2 separate regions of the Homo sapiens genome follow, and region 1 is linked to region 2. Evidence: read pairs that join two places in POLR2A ChIA-PET (ENCODE). Cell type or tissue: PC-9. All regions are shown on one strand. Each heading gives the region's core, and the rest is flanking DNA. Links, peaks and the distances in the headings are about the cores only.

Region 1 (2,907 bases), core at 105-2,604, 1.0 Mb before region 2:
AAAAAAAAAAAAAAAAAAAAAAAAAGAAGCATCCAGCCTCAAATAACAGAAATGTATTATGTCACAAAACAGAAAGTGTGGAGTTGGGATGGGCTTCAGGGTAGGTTGATTCAGGGATTCAATGGTGTCTTCAGGTTCTTCCAAGCTCCTTACTCTGCCTAGAAACAAGGACACATCAATTTCGAACATCACATCTGTATGGAATCTTCCACATGATGTCAATCTGAGGAAGTAGGGGAACCGTTTCTTACTATGTCTGCCTCCCAGGGATAAGGCAAGGAAAACTTCCCCAAAGTCCTCAGCAGATATTTCCTGTGTTTCATTGGCCAAAATCAGATCTCATGGCTTTCCTCAATCAGTGAGTTGAGATAGAGACACTGGCAAGTGAAATGGGATTTTCCCTAGACCAATCAAGCACTCCTCTGAAGTTGGGGGTGGGGTCAGAGACCCCCAGGGGTAGCTGGCTGTGTCTGTAAGTGTATGATGGGGTTACCTCAATCACACTCGGGTTCTGTTAGGAAGGAACAAAAGGAAAACGGCACTGGCAGGTAGCCCACGATGTGCACTGCACTACGTCCAATGATTACCTTGGCCAAAGCTTTCCTTAAACTTGGGCCACATCAAGTTCTCAGGCAGGAAGTTTTCTCCCCCTAGTCTCTGCAAGAGAATGGTGATCATAAGACATCCACACACAATGTCCAGAATCAACCTTCAGGTGTCGACATTTGTCCTAGTCACTTTGAGAAAGGTTCTCTGGACTGCTGTCATGGGATGGACTAAAGTGAGGTGGTGCTGAATGCAGGAAGTCAGTCCAGCTGTCAGCCCAGCACCAGTAAAATCAGCAGACACCCCAGCCCAGGAATGCCAAGGCATGAGTCAGGACTAAGTTTTCGGTCAGAAGGGTGAAGAAAAGAAGGGTGTGTTGTCAGAGGGAGACTCTTGGGGATTTTGCCAAAGGAGGATCTTGGGGCCCTGAGGCCTTCTGTGCAGGAAAGGCAGGGAGACAAGACTCTGTGAGTTGGAGGTGGAGGGAGGGGCCCCCAGTGCCATACCCTTTACATGTCCTGAATGGTGCAAGGCAGGTTGGGTGAACAGGACCCTCACTAGGACTGACCTTGAAGCTCTTCGCTCCGTCAGCTCACCAGTCATTGCTTGGTGATGGGAACAGAGTGTGGGATTTGGTTTCCCCAGCCTCACCTCAGTCTGAATTCTCCAAACACTCTATGCTGTTTCTTGCCTTCAAGCTTTGGCTCTGCTCTTCCCTCTTCAAAAAGGCTTTCTCCCACCCAGGCCTCCTAACTCATCCTTCACAGTACAGCCTTCGCAGTCCCAACTGAGTGAATAGCTTCCTCCTTCTGCTCCCACACAGCTGGAGGGCTGCACGCCTCCCTTTGGGTTGTAGTTTCTATCCACATGCTTATCTGTCCCTCTCACACAATGAGCTGGGGGCTCTCGGGAGCTGGGACCATATCTTGTTCATCTTGGTGGCCTCCACAGTGTCCAGCACAGCATAAGTCAACAACACCTGCTAAGAAAGGAGGATAGGAAAGGTGGAAAGAAGAGAGGCTCCTGTCACTTCTTCTAGAGCTGAGTTGTCCAGTATGGTAGCCACCAGCCACATGTGGCTATTTAAATTTAAACTAATTGGGCCAGGTGCAGTGGCTCACGTCTGTAATCCCAGCATTTTGGAAGGCCAAGGCGGGTGCATCACCTGAGGTCAGGAGTTCGAGACCAGCCTGACCAATATGGTGAAACCCCATCTTTACTAAAAATACAAAAATTAGCTAGTCATGGTAGCATGTGCCTGTAGCCCCAGCTACTCAGGAGGCTGAGGCAGGAGAATTGCTTGAAGCTGGGAGGCGGAGGTTGCAGTGAGTCGAGATTGCGCCACTGCACTCCAGCCTGGGCAACAGAGGGAGACTCTGTCTCACAAAAAAAAAAAAAAAAAAAAAAAATTAAACTAACTAAATAAAAGTTAAAATTTAGTTCCTCAGTCACACTAGCCTCAAAGGCCTCAATAACCCTATGTAGCTACTGGCTACTGATTGGACAACACAAACATAGAACATTTCCATCATTGTAGAAAGTCCTTTTCTAGAAACTCAAACTATGGCTGCAGAACTAAGAGGGGCAGACCATCTGCTACAAACACCATTCTTTTCCAACCCAGCACCCAGCACTAGGCCAGACACAGCCTCCTTCCTCCTCTCTCTCCTTCCTTTCCACCCATCTTTCTCCACACCCCTTTCCAGGAGCAGATCATAATCCCGGAAGAGACAACCTTGAACACCATAATCCCAAATATTGAAAAATCCTGAAGGATCAAAATCCCAAAAACACAATTCTGGAAAAAATAATTTAAAAATTCTTGAAAAGATATTTATTTACATCTTTAAAAGAAGATTTATTTGAGAAACACAAAAACACATAGGCCACTTTACACAATAAAATAGGCAATAATATCATACATATTTTTGCAAGCATAAATACTCAAGTGTACTAACAACAGTTATACAAGTATGACAGTTATGAGCAGATGTACTATATTCATAAAGAAATAGGTTACAAATGGAAATGTATAAATGCATACCACCATAGTTAGTAGTTGTAGGCACCCAGATTTATAACGGCAGTCATCTGAAATACCATGATGAACATCCTAAGTCTTTTGATGACATCAATAAAAAACCATGGTGCGTCACCACCAAATATGCAGTCACCCAAAGGGCCAAGATCTCAAGAAATGTTATTTTTACAAATGCAGATGTACAAAAAAGGACATATTTTCCTTTACTGAGGAAGCTTCAATGTTTTTACATACATGTACAATGCTTACACACAAGCCAACATTGTGATGCTGTACTTTCATGGAGTCAAATTTGTAAAAGCTGCATAAAACAAATTAGA
Region 2 (2,907 bases), core at 269-2,768:
GTCTTGCTCTGTCACCCAGGCTGGAGTGCAGTGGCACAATCTTGGCTCACCGCAACCTCCACCTCCTAGGTTCAAGCGGTTCTTTGCCTCAGCCTCCCATGTAGCTGGGGCTACAGTGCCCGCCATCATGCCTGGCTAATTTTTGTATTTTTAGTAGAGATGGGGTTTCGTCATGTTGGCCAGGCTGGTCTCGAACCCCTGGCCTCAAGTGATCGACCCACCTCAGCCTCCCAAAGTGCTGGGATTATGGGCGTGAGCCATCCACGCCAGGTTATTTCTTTTTTCTCTCCAAGTATTCAATAATAGGCATGAGTTTCTTCAAAAGTTTTGTGTAAACACTTCATTTAAAAACCCAGTAGGCAAAATATTCCTAGGAATAGACTGTTTTATTGGGAAAGGGAATAAACGGCAGTGGAGGCTAGGGAGAAGAGGAACACTGAAAAGATGAGTTTCTCAGAAAAAGTGTGTATGAGATCCAGCGAGAGTGGCTGCGGACTGATTCCGAATAACAAACTCTTGGCAAGTGAAGAAGGTCTCCAATGAGGTGGAGTAGGATCACTGGACTTGGGGCACAGGACTCCAACCCTCTGGCTGGGACAGATCACTTCCCGAGTCTTGGCGACCTCATCTCTTCAAGAGGATGTGAACCTCTGCTTCCCCTCTCAGACCTCTTTGAGGGTCAAACAGAACCAAGTGTGCATCTGTGAAGTGCAGGGGCCTGCAGCAGGGAAGGGGTGGCAAGGGTGGCAGTGCTGTGACGAGGAAGGGCATGCCTGCTGGCTACCCCTCTAGCTAAGAGGGGCAGCAGGTGACTTGTGACTGCAGAGGTGAAAGTCTTCTCTCCCCACAGCCAACAGCTAGAATCCCAGCACAGGGTTCAAGCCCAGTGGGTCAGAAGGGCCTCGGGGCTTCTCTCTCTCTGGGTTGAAACTCCAGGTTGATAAGAAAGACGACAGATCAGAGACCTTTCCCCTTGAGCTGGCTAACTGGAAGCCCAGGTCCCAAAAGAGGGTCTGTCACAGCAGGGGAGGGTCAAAGGGGAGTAGCAGGTACCAGCCGAGGCCAAAATGGGGTGGAACTAACGGCTACATTCCCAGTACACGACCCTTGACCCTGCAGCCTCTACCTACACAATTAAGCTGAGAAGGCCATCGCTCTATCTCCCATTCTGCTTATCAAAGGGGACTTTATGTTTCCACCTGAGTGACTCAGGATTTCTGGCTGTGAAGCACAGATGCCATTCTAGGGTGTGTGTGGACTGCAAAGTCAGACACGTCTTATTTTCCTTCCCTCTCTAGAGACTCCTAGGAGGTTGGTGCTGGAGGAAGTCCCCGGGGCCACCTGGTCCAAGTCCAGCGCTTCACTGGGGAGGGAAGGAACTTGCCTAAGATCATGCAGTAAGCTCCTGACACTTGAGAGTGACTTTCCCCCACGAATAAGCAAGTGCTTAAAACACAAGTCACAGAGGAGGTGCCTGTCTTGACTCCCAGTCCAAGAAACGCTGGGTAGATTTACAACCCTTTTCTTGAAATTACCTACCGGGATCATTCAGCAGCATCACCAGGTCAAAGGCCGTGTATCCATTTTTTGCACGAAGAGTGACATCGGCCCCTTGGTTTAGCAGATATTTCACAATTTCCTTATTCCTGGGAAAAAATGCTAGAGTTACATTCACTGAAAGCAAAGGCATGGCTTTGCTCCTGGGCAACAAAACCAACATTAACTACAAAGCTCAGTCTCTGAGCATTTAAGAAGGACATGGAAGGGCAAACAGTCTCACATTCTCTCATTCCCTAGCACGTGGGCAGGTCAAGCGGGAACATGATTTAAATCAAAGTCTAAGTGTTCCTTCCAGGAACAAAATGAAGACTGAGGCTAGATGTGGTGGCTCACACCCGTAATCCCATCACTTTGGGAAGCCAAGGTGGGAGGATCACTTGAGCCCAGGAATTTGAGACCAGCCTGGGCAACATGGGGGGCCCTGTCTCTACTAAAAATTTTGTTTAAAAATTAGCTAGGTGTGGTGGTGCAAGTCTGTAGTTCCAGCTACTTGAGAGACTGAGGTTGGAGGATGCTTGAGTCTGGGAGGTCAAGGCAGCAGTGAGCCATGATCACGCTACTGCACTCCAGTCTGGCAACAAAGTGAGATACTGTTGGAAAGAAAAGAAAAGAAAAGAGAAGGGAAGGAAAAGGAAGGGGAGGGGAGGGGAGGGGGAGGGGAGAGGAGACAAAACCAACAGCTCTGCCCAAAAATCACTGACCCCATGGAGACTCCACTTCTTCCACCCTAAATCAGGACATCTCCATTGGGAAAGTCTCCTACAGACCAAGGTGTCTGAAATAAAATTTCGTCTTGGAATTCAAGACTCATCGAATAAGAAAACAAACTGTTTTCAGATGACACAGGAAAGTGATCTGATCACCTAAAAGAGGGCAAGGAAAGAACCTCTAACTGGGAGTCAGATCACTTAGCAGCTACAAGATGCCCACCCCAAAGACGAGGCCTCCAGGAGGATGACAGCCCATCCTGCTGGGATGATCACATAAGAAGGGGTTCATAAGCACCCTGTAAACACTGAAGCCTATTCAAAAGGAGAGGGGTAGGACACATCTCACCATCAATCATCACAAGACGACAATGGTATGAATAACCAATGTTTACTTCATACAGGAGCTACTTAAGGAGGTCACTATATCTCAATGTGAAAACTCCAATGAATCAGTCACTGTGTTCAACTGAAACCAACCTAGAGAACCTTATCTCTCTGCATAAAATGCTCCTGCTGCATGGTTTTTCAGGGCCATTGTGAAATTCTGTGATGGGGGAACAGGAAATCTGGACACAGAAGGGTGGGACTAAAATGAGCCTGTGCCGCTTTTTTTTTTTTTTTCCATGCCTCAATGTCG

Evidence for each region. Peaks named below come from ENCODE experiments on the same cell type or tissue, not always from the same donor. Only the 100,000 strongest peaks of a DNase experiment are listed, where the experiment ranks them.
Region 1: POLR2A ChIA-PET joins it to region 2 with 5 read pairs; 2 of 35 experiments call an interaction of 5 or more read pairs at or near these places.

What each region holds. Positions count from the first base shown.
Region 1 is chr9:97,765,414-97,768,320 of GRCh38, forward strand. All of the region lies in intron 5 of PTCSC2 (papillary thyroid carcinoma susceptibility candidate 2), which reads right to left. Among named protein-coding and RNA genes, the nearest start is that of XPA, 70 kb to the left of the region's middle. In PC-9, for the core only: no CTCF peak of the experiment used is centred there; no DNase peak of the experiment used is centred there.
Region 2 is chr9:98,780,928-98,783,834 of GRCh38, forward strand. ANKS6 (ankyrin repeat and sterile alpha motif domain containing 6) reads right to left here. Exons shown (of 15, transcript NM_173551.5): 5 at 1,540-1,646. Among named protein-coding and RNA genes, the nearest start is that of ANKS6, 14 kb to the right of the region's middle. In PC-9, for the core only: no CTCF peak of the experiment used is centred there; a DNase peak (open chromatin) is centred at 1,284; H3K27ac peaks cover 2,500 bases.